Regions from separate parts of the Mus musculus genome. Here region 1 is linked to region 2. The links are chromatin loops, found by intact Hi-C in ENCODE. Cell type or tissue: heart. All regions are shown on one strand.

Evidence for each region. Peaks named below come from ENCODE experiments on the same cell type or tissue, not always from the same donor. Only the 100,000 strongest peaks of a DNase experiment are listed, where the experiment ranks them.
Region 1: a loop joins it to region 2, with 10 times the contacts of the local background. A loop is called at or near these places in 10 of 42 quality-filtered maps.

The regions. Positions count from the first base shown.
Region 1 is chr7:137,316,955-137,324,954 of GRCm38, forward strand. It overlaps a transcript of Ebf3 not described here. Among named protein-coding and RNA genes, the nearest start is that of Ebf3, 6.5 kb to the left of the region's middle. In heart, a CTCF peak has its summit at 2,112; DNase peaks (open chromatin) are centred at 267, 887, 2,247 and 4,707; H3K4me3 peaks cover 4,826 bases; H3K27ac peaks cover 835 bases; H3K27me3 peaks cover 7,531 bases.
Region 2 is chr7:135,786,531-135,794,530 of GRCm38, forward strand. No RefSeq gene overlaps it. Among named protein-coding and RNA genes, the nearest start is that of Gm36431, 26 kb to the right of the region's middle. In heart, CTCF peaks have their summits at 4,635 (motif pointing right) and 6,547 (motif pointing right); no DNase peak of the experiment used is centred here; H3K27ac peaks cover 843 bases.

The DNA of each region.
Region 1 (8,000 bases), 1.5 Mb after region 2:
GTCTCCACCCTAGCCTGCTGCAGAGGAGCCTGGGTGGGCAGCCCCCACCCCATGCCACCCTCAGATTTTCGATTTGATAGGCAGCGAGGGACAGAGCACCTAGGCCAGAGGGTGGGGGAGGGGCTGCGGATCAAAATCCCTAGAGCCTTCCAAGAGTCTGGGAGCACCTCCCTCAGGAGCCTGCTCCACCCCTCTCAGTTCCTTGGACAATCAGGCAGCCAGAATCCAAAAGGGGAGTACGCAAGAGCTGGCTGGTACTTTGGAAGTTGCGCGGACGCGCTCTGGTCAGTGACCTAACCATTCTCCCAGACCTCTCCTAAAGGTCAGATGGGCGTCCAGGGACCTGGTTGGGAAGGACTCGACCTTTACGGTGGGCCCTGCGGTCCGCGACTGCGGCGGCGATCACTCCGGGCCCCGCGCCCAACGCGATTTGCACGGGTGGCCCTAGAGCTACCGCCGCCGCCGCCTCCTTGGAGGGTGGGAAGTATTCCTTTTGTGCGGATTTACGGGGAGAGGCTTCAATGAGCCCCCTCACATTTGCATTTAAATAGCAGCATCAAGCGCTTCGCGTGCCACACACCAGTGGGCTCCCAGATGTCAAGCCGGAGTCAGTCAGATGGCCAGTGCCCAGCTGTCCTCCCTATGTCGTGCCGGAGCAGGCAGTGACCTTAAAGAGACAGCGCTCACCGCTCCTGGAGCCCGACTCTGGGTCCCTCATGAGAGTCAACTCTTCAGCCTCTGTTTGTGGGCATCACCTAAAATCTGGAGGACGGTCCAAGCTCCCAGGACCTGCCTCCAGACTCACAGGGCACTATGTGTCCTGGCCGCAGCAGCACGCCATTAGGTTCTCCTCCCTGCCCACTCCCGGATCAGTATGCGCCAGGAAGACACTTCCCCACCCTCCTCCATTCCCTGCCCCCAACTCGGTGTGGAGCAGGGCCTGGAAGGGGGGGAGGGGTGACCTGGTTCTGGCTTCTGATCTACCCCCTTGAATTTTTCACTAAATTGTATCGCAGGGTACTAGGGATACAGGGCACCAGGTGCCACAGAGGCAGCACCTATCCGATGTCCGGGGTACCCTATATGTGTTCTTTCTTGCTCGACAGCCAACGCCGCAACCATCCTTCCAAAAGTAATAAACTTCATTTCCTGCGTTGAGAAGCCCTAGCCAGAAATTCCTGGAAGCAGCCGTGGGAGTATCAGAGGTACACAGGCTCCGGTGAGAGCTGCGCCTTCTAGGGGCACAGGGCTCCAGGCCCAGGTTACCTAGTTACGTCACTGGAGCCTTCGGTATTTTGAAGGGGTGAGGAGCAATGAGGCAAAGTCCCGCGATTTTGTGTCCACACCTCCAGAGCTTAGTTTCAGAAGCTGCCGGCCCTCCTCTCTTCGGTGCCCCGGGGTCGCTGGGCCTTGAGCCTTTCTCCAACCTCCAGGATCATCGCAGGCAGGGGTTTGCAAGGAACTTCGAAAGGGAGAGCAGGGCTGGTTCTATGCCTTGGGGTTGGAGGCCCGAAAAGCTGGGAGAGGAGCACTAAGATTTCTCGCACTATGAATGGGTGGAATTGCCTGACCGATTCAGTCCCTGGCCGAGGCCAGGGTTCTACCTGATGGCATAGGGTCACTTCAGTCAGTAAGCGGAAGAAATGTAAGGGCTCCGCACATGGGCAATTGCAACCTGTTTACCTGAGCAGCAAAGGAAGCTGGCCCAGGTTCGGTTCCTTTCTGGGACCAGAGAATATGCTTTCACCTCTCTCCAAGAGAAAATGTAAGCCAAATGGACCTTTGGCAACAGGAGCCAAGGCCAAGTTGGGCATCCCTGTGCCCTTGAAGATAAATAACTGAGCACCTAGTACCTGACACATGCGACGCAACAACCCGCACCTCTCCCCTGCCTTAAAGGGCAGGAAGCTCGGTGGGGTTCAAGAGAAAAACGTGAAAACTCAAGGGTCGTAGGTTCTGGTTTTCTGTGCCGCCTCCTCCCACAATATTTATTTTGCACAGTTAAGGTTCCTGAATCCCGACCCCGGGTACAGAAGAATTTTCTGAGTGAAAAACGTGTAGGCGCCTCCTGCGGAGGCGACCAAGTTTGACAAACAGCGCCTCCTGGGGTGGGGAGAGCGGAGTGCGCCGCAGCAGAAAGGAGAGCTAGAGCGCTCACCCGCCTCAGGACTGGTGGCCCCTTCCGCTCCTACTGGATCCCAGCATCTGGTTCCTGACTCTTGGACAGCCAACGCACCTAGGCCTTGCTGAACTGATAACCTCAAGGGCATGTAGAAAGCACCACTCGCCGCCGTCTAGTCCTAATTGCTGCCCACGTGCGCCTGCTTTCTGGAGCCACCCGGAACAGAATACGGGACACCTAGCCCGCGCTGCGAGCTCCACGCAAACTCCCTAGCTGGAGAGAAAGGTGCCAGCCAAGTGATCCCGCGGAAGCAGCAGACACGACCAGGAACTCGCTCAACTGTATCTCTGGGAAGCCCCAAGACTTCAAATGGAGCCCAAAAGAGCCTGTTGTGTGCCTGGGTTCCAACAGCGTGCAAAATTAGAAGGCAAACAGTTAATTATTGTCTCTCTGCCCTTACTTTTCCCTATCTCCTTCGGTCACTTTGGCTGACCCTACAGTTCGGAGTGAGTCCTGAGGACTCTTCAGACACACCGGGAATCCCAACTCAAACACGCGGAAGCTTGGGTTTCTCCCATCCCACCTTACAACCTTAAAGGTCGCCTCTCCGAGGGGGGGGGCACTTTGGAGGAGCAACGGAGCTCTGAAAGACAGCTGGTGTGTGGCGGGGTCTCTCAGACCCGAAAAGGAGCAGCGGTTTAGCAACAAGCTGGGATTTCCCTAGCTGCGTTCAGCGGTGCTCTAAAGGCGGTCCTGTTGGATGCCCCAGAACCAGCGCCTGGGACACGGAGTCCACACTGCCTGCCCGCGCCAATTTACAAAGCAAACTTTCCCTAGAGAAGTTTTTGGATCGAACAGCGCACAAAGTGCGCCAATCAACACTTAAACAGAACCAAACAGTACAAACACGGATCGATCAGATAATTTCAGATATTATAATTGGCTTTAATTAAACACACTGCGTTCTAATTAACTCTGAAATTTTAGCATGCTTTGGGACACTGGTGTCTGATTTGATATTGTCAGTCCAGATGTCCTAATAAAATTCAATCCTCCACTCAAGACTTCAATACTCTCTAAGAACAAAATGCAAATTAAATGTAAAACCTAAAGTATCGCCAAAGGTATAATCAAGAAAGGTGTCTCAAAACTTCTCACTTTTTATTACGCAGTAGTTTAAAAATGCAGATTACATCTTAACAAGACTCCTCCAGCAAGCCATAAATCTTAACTCTTTCCTGGACGCTGATGGGTGCCATGTTCTAGCCCTCGAAAGTTTGCCAGTAGAATTCCGTATTGAAACGCCAGTTAAAGGAGTTGGGAACGGGATGAGGGTGGACCCAGAAGGGTGGCCTTTGACAGCCATTGAGGGCATGCTCTCTTCCCCTTACTTTTCTCACTCCTTGCCCCATGCATGTTAACCCAGACGCTACACTGCCATCCCTGTGCGCAGATGGGTGAAGTGGGGTTTGAGTTAACCAGACCTACTCAGATGCTGGAACTGCGATGATGCCTAAGCTGAGAGGAAAAAGAAAGCTCACTGCCCCTGGGCAGATATGGTCAACTCTTCCACCTGGCAAGAACAAACCCTTTAGCTCACGGTCAGGGGGCTTCTACGGAGGAGTATTGGGTGGCGGGCAGCAACAGGATTGCTCCTCCAGGGAAGCCAGATGTGGGCCGTGAGACCGGGTATGCCTGTGGCGACACGCTCTGCAGCGACTACATTCTTTATCAACTCCGAGGGTCTGCTAAATTTTACGGACTAGAATGAGTCCTCCTAAAAGAAAGCTATTCCCACATTAAACGTGTGTATGTTTTCCATACTAATGGAGTCACTTAAAGCTGTTGCTAATTTAACTTTTTAAAAAGGCCACACTGATGTAATTTGCATTTTCTTTAGGATATTGAAATAAAGAGAAAACTGCTGGGCGGCGAGGCTGCCCAGGGCATAGCTAGGGGCCATGCAGAAATAAAAACAGATAAAGAAAAGAAGAAAGAAAGAAACCGACTTCTCTTCTAGACTATTAATAAGCAATTTGTCCCGCTGAAATTTACATTGCAAAGAGTAGAGCAGCGGCAGCCGCAGCGGCGGGGCCAGCACAGGCCCGGGCAGGGAACTCCACAGCACTGGTGGGGGCAGCCTTTGGGCGTCCGGCTCGCCCTCCCCAGCGGTCTAAGCGCTTTTGAAGTTGGTGTTCTTGCCACCGATCCGAAGACCCTCGGCCAACAGGGTCTCTTTACGCCACTGTCAGCAGGCTCTTGCCTTTGCAGAAAGAGGAGGCTACCTGTGCCAGCGCCACCCCAAATGGGGACTCACTCGGAGGGTAATGGGTGGAGGAGTCCCTGGGAAATGACACTTTGCCCAGGGACCCCTGGACCTGAGGATCCCTAGCTCTACAACTACTGGCCAGTCCTTAAACTAGAGGGAAAATAATAAGGGTCATTTGGGTTTTCCTGCTTGGCCAAGCTGCTTCTACGGTTCAAGTGAACTGCGAGTGTGGAGCTTGTGTCGCCCACCCCCGCCACTGCCCCGCCCGCGCGCCGCCCGGTGGAGCGGCGACTGGCGAGTCTAGCGTGGGGCCAGGGCGCCATCTACGGGCGCTGCGCGGCTCAGGCCGCCGACGCCCTCGCCTCAGAGCCCACTCCACCTCCTGCCGCCGGCGGGGCCCGCGCTCGCCCGCGCCTGCATCGCGAGGCCTGCCACTTATCACAATTACCCGACGCTCCCGTGCCTTTTTGCTTATCAAACATTGCTTGCGAGTGATGCCAAGTTTTAGACAGTAGATTAAAACTTTCCAAATGAAGGCGCTCTCCTGCCTGCGATTTTTAGGGGCGAGATTAATAAAAGACACGAAATGTAAGGATAACACAATTTGATTTGTTAGTCTAACTCCGCGATTTGAGACTTGATGTCCCCAAAGACCAGGCGAGCTTTTCCCCTTTATTTATTTTTATTAAAACATCAATCTGCGCTGGAGCTGGGTGAACTCGGTTTCACCTGGAGAACATAAAATTCTCCATACCCGAGAAATAAGCACCTTTCATAAATCAATGGTATTCCTGACACATCGATCAATTTGGGGTTGTTAATCCGAAAGCAGGAGTTTTAATTGCTTCCCGCGCTCTCATCCAGGCACCGACACGCCCCCTCCTCTTCCCCGCCTTCTCCTCAAGGGTCTCACTTTTGCTGAGGCTGGGGGTGGAATAGGGATCGAAAAATCCGGGTACTTCAACTAAAGCCCCGAAACCTTGTTCTTCCCTCCATGGGGATCCTCGCTCGCCTTCCCGGGATCCTACCAGAGAAAGCCGAATGGTCACGCCACCCGAGCCGCCAAGCCTCCCTCAGTCTTCGCCCGCTGCCACCGCGCTCCCCGGCCCCACAAAAGTTCCCTGCGAGGCCAGACCCTCGCGCACCGAGGATCTGGCTCCGCATCCTGTGTCCCTCGCCCCGCCACACAGCACAGCCCACCCCTGCACCCTGCGGCCCTCCCTGGCGCCCAGGTCCCGCCGCCCGCGACGCGCGAAGTTCAACTTTGCGGGCTCTGCGGCCGCTTCGGGACCGCACTGGGGCGGGAGCCCCCGACGGGATCGCGCGGAGCAGAGCGCTTACCTGAGCCGCCGAGCCTCTACTCCGACGGGCGTGGCGGGCGCCGGGGCCGCGAGGTGCCAGCGTCGCCTGCGGCGGGCTGGAGGTGTGCTGCTCCGCGCCTCCCCACGTTCCCACCTCCGGCCCTCCGGGGAGAGCCCACGGGCCGGGCCGCGAGCGCGCCAGTGCGCACGCGCCGCGCTGCCTTCCACCGCGGGCGGTGGCGGCGACGCGGCGGGCGGGGGGTGCCGAGCAGGGAGCTAGAAGGTGCCCGAGGCGACCCCGCAGCCCGCCCGCCGCGGTGCCCCGGGGCCGCAGCTGCGTCCGAGCTAGCCGCCTGGGGGACAGGCCTCGGGGGAACCCCGAGGACCACGCACTGGGGACCCCCTCTGCCTGGAGTACTCTTTGCCAGGACTGGAGAGGTTCCTTCCTGCGGGGGGCCTAAGGGCAGCAGTAACCTGCCTTGACCCAGACAGTGCATTGGGCCCCCTCCCCCGCCCCCAAGGCGAACACCAAGTGGGTGGACACCTCTGCACTCGAGTCTAGACGCAGATCCCAGGACCCGGGTTGCTCTGCCAGCTCACTTCTGCTCTTTTAGGTAGTGTAGGTGAAGACAGCTCCCAGATGACTACTGCTAATTTAATGAGAGACACTCTGCTGAGCTGTTAGAGAGTCAAGAGGTTGTCCATAGAGAAAGCAAAACCAGGATTCCTTGGAAAGCCACGGGGGCGGTGGGGGGGGGGGGAACTACCTGGCCTCTAAGGTAGCCTTGCTTTTTTTTCCAGGACCATTTCTGCTGGTCTGAGCTTCAGCTACCCTCTGGGGGGCCAGACAACCCGACCATTCCCTCCTTCATCCACCTTTGAAGATGTCACACAGCAAATGACAAAGGTGGAAACTTTATTAGGCATCTGCAGCTACATCTTCAAGAAAAGGGGTCCACCATCCCTGACCTGTGAACCTGCCCTGAGGTTGTTGTATTGAGATGGCTTAGGTAACTGGCTCCTCTTCCTCTCTAATATATTTAATATATTCTGTCTGCTCCTTTCAACCCAAACTACGATACAAATCTCTGAATAAACAGTTTGGGGCACCCAGGTTGGTCTTTAATGGGAGCTCACACTTACCCATCTCCCCGCCCCCAGCCCAGTGCTTTAACCCCCTGTTTCTGTTCTCTACTCCTTATTTCAACCTTTTGTAATGAAAGTTGGTTGTGCTGAATCATGGAATCTTACTGGAAAAGAAAAGTTATTTTGGGCCATTTATTTAGTAAAAAGCACTCTGGAGAATGCAGCCCAGAAATGTGCTTTATTATGATAGCTTAATGTAAGACGAGAACTAAATAACGAATATTTCCCCTTTGTCATCTTCACTTGGGAATCATTTTTAATGCAAACCAGCATGAAGCCGTTTAGGCAATATACAATATTTTAAGACATAAAATTACCCATGTTTTTAGTAGCAGCTAACATGTATTGAACAGTATGGGCCAAGCATCCAAAGACAAACCCAAGCTCTTAGGAAAGGTATGGGGACATTCCCAAGAGGTTGAAGCTCCACACCTATTGTCTCATTATGATCATCATCGCTCTGACTGTGGCGTCAAGGGCCATAGGCCAGGGGTGTGCTTTCACTGTCTCCAAGTTGTAGGATTGTTTGGTTTGGGTGTTGTTTTTTACATTTATTTTTGTATTTGCGTGTGTATGTATATGTATGTGTTGACATATGTGTGCCACAGTGGACATAGAGGACAGCTTGCATGTGGGTCCCAAGGACGGAACAAAGTCAGGATTGGATGGTAAGTGCCTTTGCCCTCTAAGGCATCTTGCTGTCCTCTGCAAACTTCTCTCCAGGAGTTTGATAAGATGGTACAGAATAGCCAGCACCCCCTCGAGGTCAATTGTGGACATTCCTTTCCCAATCCTTCTCCTTCTTCTTCTTGTTTTCCCACACCTGGTCTCAGGCCACCCCTCTGTTTAGCCTTTCCCCTCCCCTCTCTTAGAGTCTGAAGTCCCTGGACTCTTCTTCTAACTGTGGTTCCTAGAAAAGGAGGCTACAGCTATACTTGTGGCTGGTCTTCAAGGAATATTGCTGACTAACTAGCCATGTGGACTGTGAACTCTGTTTGACACACACACACACACACAGAGAGAGAGAGAGAGAGAGAGAGAGAGAGAGAGAGAGAGAGAGGTTGCTCACTTGGGCACACCAAGGAGACCACAGATCTCTCTTCATTGCAAGCAACAGCACCAAGGTATCAGTTAATATAAACAAAAATAGTCCATTCCTGTA
Region 2 (8,000 bases):
CCTCCTACTCCTGGTGTCCTCTTTCCTCTTAGTCCAGTTGTCTTTCTACTCCAGGTGCCCACCTACTCCTGGTGTTCTGGGTCAGGCTTGTCTCTTAGCTCCGTGATAGGGAGAGTAACAAATATTATGTTGCTAAAAATGTCTTTGAGAACAGCTGGGAAGTAAACAACTTCCAATATGTTATTATTGTTTATCCCATGGTAAAGAAGCACCCGTAGAGGAGATGGGAAGCCAGAAGATCAGTCATAGGGAGCTCGTCCTTGGAGAGAAAGCTCAACCTGGAACTCCAGATGACTGCCTGGGCCTCCCCTACTAATTCCTACTGGGTCTTTAAGTTCCCAATTGAATCACACTACCTTTTGTTTGCTCTCTTTATTAGACTTCTGTGGTCATCTCTGTTGGCCATGGTGGATGCCCATTTTGATGATGTTTCGCTGTCCATCTACTGCTTCCTTCAATCTGATGCTTGGTATTGTTCTGTCCCTATTTGCTTGTTATATACTTAATAAACCTGTGCAGTCCAAACTGAAAATATGGTTGTCCCTATTGTTCTCTGAGCCGTACAGAACAATACTCTGTGGATCCCTGTTCTATTACAGCCCCACTTACTTCCTCATTTTTTTAACACTAATATGGGAAACTGCCAGTGCATTTTTATTTGCAATTGGATTTACCTGATGCACTTTTGTAAGTGAGCATGCTTGCCTGGTTAAATGTAGCCTGTGAAGGAACTGGGCTACACTCTTGCTTGTGACCCTTTCTTACTGATGGTGATGGTGCTGTGACAAAAATGCTTGACAAAAACAATTTAGGAGAGGAAAGATTTCTTTTGGCTTGTGATGTCAGTCCATCATGGAAGAGAAGGCATGGCACCTGGAGTGGCTCCTGTCTGTGGCAGTGAAAGCATGAGGCAGCCTGTCACATCACAGTGGCAGGTAGGAGGCCAGACAGTGGGAGCATCTGGCTCCTAAAGGCCTGCAGTGACCCATGGCCATGTCTCCCATCCCCCAAAGCTCCACACTCCTCAAGAACAGCATCACCCACCAGATGAGGTGCTCTAATACAGGAGCCTTGAAGGAACATTTCCCAGGCACAATGCTCTAAGAAGAATGCTGTTAGCCTACTGTTGGCATCTGCCACCATTTTGAGCAGTGATTCTCAACATGTGGGTCACAACCCCTTGAGTGCGAGGTTGAATGACCCTTTCCCGTGGGTCACCTAAGATCATTGGAAGAAACAGATATGTTCTTATAATTCATAAGAACAGCAAAATTACAGTTATGAAATAGCAATGAAAATAACTTTATGGTTGGGGGGTCACCACAACATGAGAACCTTTATTAAAGAGTTACAGCATTAGGAAGGTTGAGGCCCACTGATTTAGAGGTTTATGTGATCAAAGCTATCATTTTTAATCTGAGTTTTATTTACTATTTTGATAATATTACTTATGTTATTTTTTAACATTTTGAGAGACTTTTCCCATTCTAAACAACATAAATGTTTCCCCTTTTTCTGTTTTGTATATATTTATTATGCTGAAAAAAATTAGACATGAATTCCCCTAGTGTATATAATGTTTGTCTTGGGAATGGAATGGCTTTTATTGGTTTTTTTTGGTCTCTCCCAAAGGAAAGTTCACTTGTTTTCTTCAGATAGGAACTCACTCTATGGCTCAGGCTTGCCTTGGAGGTGATATTCTCCTGCCTCCGTTCTGTGAGTGCTGGGATTACATGTTGGCACCGCCACATGTAGCCTGGATAGTTGACATACTTTGCAATTAAAAAAAAAATCATTAAAAACATGAATAGGTTTAGCTACAAAACTTCTAAAACTTCACACCTGGAGAGCAAGCAGGAAAACTATAATGAAAAAAGCAAAGCATAAAACAGTCTCTACAAGCCAGTTACCCTGCTTAGCAATACAAGAGTGCATATAACAGGAATCACTGCTGGCTCACACAGTCCACATGTGGGGTCTGGGAATGTGAAAGCCTGATGTGTGTGTGTGTGTGTGTGTGTGTGTGTGTGTGTGTGTGTCTCAGGGAGGCAGAGGCAGTGGGTAGGCAGTAGGTCAGAGGTCAGGAGTCTGGTAAGAGCTGGAAGCCCATGTTGTGTCTCTGGCTGGGCCAGTGGTTCTCTCTTAGGCTCTGGGCTACTGTGCAGAGCATGTCCAGAACTGACGCTGCAGTGAAACCACCAATGCATCGCAGGTCGCACGCTACCAGAAATGCCTCAGAGTCCTTGTCTGTCTGATTTTGAATGAAATGTTTGCTTGTGAATGTTTGGGAAACTTTTATTGTTACCTAAGTCTTCATGGCCCCTTTCAGAGTCATGATCCCCCATCCAAGGAGCTGGGCTCTGAGGCCTATCATAGCAAGGCTTCCGTCTCTGATTAAGACATGGTAAGTGCAATATTTGAGTGGATTCTTGAACAAATTAAACGAAAGAAACACATTGAGGCCCCTCTTTCCCCAGTACCTGCACATAGAAGGTCTTTCCCCGTGGAGTGTGGGCTGTCCAGCTGATGAAGCAGTCAAGCCTTGGCCCCCACCACGCAGGAGCACCTTTCCCCTGGTATTTGAGCTGCATGGGTAGAAACTGTGGGAATTCCAAAACAAATTAGCTCCTTAGCTTTCAAGCATTAAAAAAGGAGCCAAATATAATAATGAATTTATAGAACATTCTGGTAAACACACCATGCCACACCCCCTCCTTTCATAAACTGCCTGTCATAGCACCTCCCAGAAATAAGGGCAGTGACCATCATATTATGAACATAGCATTCCAATTAGTACTCAGCTAATTCCACAGGGTACTGCATATGGCATGATGACAGAGCATTCCCACCGTGACATAGGTGCACAACTCTGGCAAAGGTGGCATGTGTAACTCTTACTATTGTTTAGTTTGCTTCTTACTGAGCTGTGCCGCAGAAGGTAATTTACATGGCCGTCCTCAGTGGCGCCATTTTAAAAGCACTTTAATGGAGTACACCCTTACCAACTTAGGTATCCATCAAAGCCCGTCTCCCAGCACACCGGAATTTCTCACAATGCATACTTGGCTCAGCTGTGAGTTCACTGAAGACTGACGCCATATGCTGGTCTGTCCCTGACCCTAGCTCAGAGCTTACTATGAAATAATATTAGTGGTTAGTAATTACTAGGCAGTTAGTATGCTCTAGATTCCTTAAAGGGCCTCTTAAATCAATGGGCGTGGTAGCAGCAAGCATGCCCTGTGTCTAGACCTGAGCTTTGGACAGTATTCTCTGAGGAGGAAGCCAGGGCTTCTTGGAAGAGTATGTGGTATGTGCTCAGGGCTGGAGAAGAAAATAAATTAAGTGTAAGGGCTGGAGAGATGGCTCAGGAGTTAAGAGTATGTACTGCTCTTGCAGAGGACCTAAGTTCAGTTCTCAACACCCATGTTGGATGACTAACAACTACCTTTGACTCCAGCTCCAAGGAAATCTTATGCAATTTGGCCTCTGTGGGTTCCCACACTCACATGCACACACATCCACACTCACATGCACACACACCCCCACACTCACATGCACACACCCCCACACTCACATGCACACACACCCACACTCACATGCACACACACCCACACTCACATGCACACACACCTACACTCACATGCACACACACACTCACATGCACACCCACCCACACTCACATGCACACACACCCACACTCACATGCACACACACACACTCACATGCACACACACCCACACTCACATGTACACACACCCACACTCACATGCACACACACCCACATTCACATGCACATACACCCACACTCACATGCACACACGCCCACTCACATGCACACACACCCACTCACACTCACATGCACACACACTCACATGCACACACATCCACACTCACATGCACACATACCCACACTCACATGCACACACACACACACTCACATGCACACACACACACTCCCAAGCACACACACCCACACTCACATCCACACACACACTCACATGCACACACACCACACTCACATCCACACACACACTCACATGCACACCCACATTCACACGCACACACACACACACACACACACACACACACACACACACACACTTAATAATAATAAAAAAATATATAACTTACATCCACACCTCATTTAAATGTCCAGGGAGTTCCTGTATTTTGATTGTCTTCCTCTGAAGTCATAAATGGTAGCAGCTGAAGAGCTTGGCCCAAGTCCCCAAGAGAGCAGGCAGCTAAGCCAGGACTGAGTAAATAGGTGACACTGGAACCTTCCCTTGCAGATAACCTCAAGGTTTGCTCAGGTAAGTAAGAGGCGAGGGCCTGGGCTCTCTGCACAGCCAGTTTATTATATTCCAACTTGCCTGGATTCTACACAGCCCATAGAAATCCACTGAGCTCCCCAGAAAGCAGCAATGTGGAACAGAGGAAATGAAGCTGTTTTCTTCCTCAAATTAATATAGAACAATGAGGGACTTAATCATACTTTGGGTTTCACAGTTTCTCTAGTTGCCATAGTAACCCAGAAGAGACATTTAAAAGTACATTTTGTTTGACCTTGTTCTATTTGATGGATGGATGTGAAGCAGTCTAGTTCAGGCAATGTGTATGGCGTCCATTCCGGGGCTGGCCACCAGAGGGCGAGCAGTGTCCTTTGCCAAGCTTTCAGGCTAGTGGGACTCTGAGAAGGATGGTTTTAGAACATGTAGGGACCATGAACAAGCCAGAGCTAGTCTTGTCATCCTGCTTTTAGGGCAAGCCATTTTCCTTGTGATCTCCTTTGAAGCACACATCAAGGATGTCCACTGCACCAGATTCTTGGAGACTTAGCCATCCTGGGTTTGACTGGGCTTTGTCAAGGCTGTGGGCATCTCCTGCAGGCAGTTAGTGCTCTGTCCTTGCTAGCCTGTGGTCAGGACCACTAGAAGGGGCATGCAGGGTGGGTGCGGCCTGCTGCTATCGAATAAACTCTTCCTAGCAGGTCCTGTGTGTGCCTCTTACCAGAGCCTTTCTTGGCTTGGGTTTGGGCTACTGTGTCTGAGGAGAGTCTGGGTTCCTCCAAAGTACTCTAGGGAAATACAGCTTTGTGATGAGATCCTAAGGATGGAACAGGGCCCCCAATGAGCTTCCGTTTTGCTATTTCCCTAAAATCCAGTCTTGGTGGCTTCAGTTTCTTCTGTCGTATAAAGAGGCCACCATTCTGTTTACAGAAAGGCCTGTCTAAGAAGGTGTGTTTTCGGGAAAGGGTCCCTTCCCTAACCTGGTCATTTCTTTATTATTGGCTCTTCTGTAAGATCCCTTGTGGTGACCCTGACCCCTTCCCTCTTCCTCACCTCCCTGCTCTAATGGGCGGTGCCTTCGAGCTCTTCCTCATTGGGCAGGATCAGCGACAGACACTTGACACTATAGCCTCACTTTCCCACAAGGCATTTTAGTGGATAGCCACTGTGCTTATTCACAGTGAGGCCACGAGTCCATTAAACAGTTATCTCACCACTGAGGGTTTCCACAGTTTGGTATTCCATTCTTGACCTCCCATTTGTCCCCTCTCTAGGTAGCTTTGCCTGTCTGCCTGCCTGGCTTCCTGGCCCTTTGCCTTCCTCTTCTGTCCTCTAGGGGGCCTTCCTGAACCTTCAGTTTGGCAATTGCCTCTCCAGAGGGCCACACTCCTTCAGAAGTTCCACAGGCTCATCTCAGGCTACAGCAGCCTGGACAGGAACAAAGACAGTTGGATAGAAGCACAACAAGATGTCACCTGGAGTCAGCCATCTCAGGAAAGCATGACATCCAGCCGACCATGCCTCCCCAGGTCTGCCCAGCCTCAGTGGTTACTGGATCCATGTAGCCCTATGGCTGGGGGCAGGCAGGAGGTCCCGGTTCTGTGGTGGGAAAAGCTGTGAGTCCCCCATCATAGCTTGTCTAGCCCTTTCTACTCTCAGCCTTCTGTACCTGGCTCCCTGCCACCATGGTCCAGGCGGCAGGCAACTCACAGCCTAGGGAGGAAGAGGGAACACATACAGAATTGGCCCTGAGACATGTGCCTTCCCAAGGACCAATGCTGGCACGATTAGATATCTGTAGGAGTTTTATGTTTCAGTGCTTAACACTAACCATCCATCAATATTGGCATTCCGTGTTGATAGATCTGTGCTGTGTGCAGGTGGTCAAGTAGGGAACAGCCTACGGGTGGCCAAAATTTAAAGACCCCCAGGTGTTTGGATTGGAGAAGAAATGCTCCTGGGCAACTTAGCTTCAAAGGTTTCTTTAGAAAGTAAGATTTATTAAGATTTACGAGCCAGCTGCAGTGATGAGATGGTGTATTAAAGTCCTTAAGAATAGAACCAGCACTGCCCAGTGATCTTGCCATCCACTATTCTATTTGTGAGCTGGTGCCCCCTCTCTCTGTGCCATTAGAAACAATGATTTGCTCTGCACGAGTTGATTGCTCTGTAATACTGTTCAAGAGAAGCAGAGTGGCCAGTTTGAAGGTCTAATTTACTCATTCCAGCAATGGTCTAGGTTGTAGTTCCTGTAAGGGCCACTAGGTGGCGTACTCCAAGGCTGCGGTATAGCCCGAGCGCCAGGGAAGAGATGGTTTCCTCTGATAGGTGACTGGCCTGCTCTGGGCAATGGGACAGCGAGGTTTAGCCCTTGGAGGATTTGGGGAGAGCAGTGCCAGGCTTTATCTCTAGACTGGGAGGGCGTTTACTTTTGGCTCAAGCATTGCAGGCCCAGGCTATTACATAGGTATGAGAAAGATCTGCAAGAGGTGGCCGTATGGCTGGTTACCTGGAGACACCTAAGTGGTTTCCCAGGAGCAGGTGAATCTTGGCCTGCTTTTTTTTTTTTTTTTTAATTTTGGACAGGGTTTCTCTGTCTCATTCTGGCTGCCTTGGAACTCTGTCGTCAGGCTGACCTTGAATTTAGAGATCTGCTTGCCTCTGCCTCCTGAGTGCTAGGATTAAAGGTGTGCGCAAACCTGGCTATTCCTGCTTGTTCAAACAGGAACTGTGGTATTGCTGGAATTGGGGTAGGCCCTGCTGAGCTGGTGGTTGGCGGGGATACATAAGAAGCCATTTATTTTCCCAGGGGTCTGGTTGAAGGGTGTACTTCCTGAGTGACAGCATCGTCTCTCTCTACTCCTGTATCTTCTGTCATTTCCTCTATACAGGGACATAGATGACCCACAAGAGAGCAAGGTTTATTTTGTCTTCTAAAATTCAGCCCAGAATTTGAGAATGAGTGCAGTGTGTCAGGCAAGCATTGTAAACACACACACACACACACACACACACACACACACACACACACGACAGACATTACTATAGTTGGCCTTGGCCCATGGTATCTCCACACTGTCCTGGAGCAGGGACCTTTAATCCTGCTCTATTTAAAGCACGGAGGGAAAGGATCCTGAATTCTTGTTTTTGTCCAGAGAGAGGATGTTCCCTTCCTGATCTCTCCATCCAGAGCCTCATTCCAAATGAAGTAATTCTTCAGAGATATCTTGGAGCCTTGCTTTGTTGTTGCTGAGGCCGGTGGGACAGTGCAGGCTCTGCTAAAGACTGAGAAGAGGCTGTGGGCCGGGCGACTTCCAGAGCCTTGGCTGAGTCTGGCCTGACACTAGGAGAGACTGGGGGTGTCGGGTGGGAAGGGATGGTGGCTTGGATTAGTTTCTTGACACATTCTCTGGGGGTTTTAGCCTGCATACAAGCACCCACTCCTCTCCTGGGAACCTACAAGCCGCTCTTGTTGTTACTTTGTGATCTGATGCAGGCTCTCTGAGTAGGGACAGGAACTGACATTCACTTGGAAGACACAGTCAGGGAGTCAGAGCACCTCAAACCTCAGCAAGAGGGAGGTGGCATTGTGTCACTTACCACCAGGAGGGACCAGTCACGGAAGTCGTGGTGTCAGAGGACAATGGCCATCTGCCGCCTCAAGCTTCCACCTAAAACCGCAGCATAATTATGGGCTTGCTCGTCATTTTC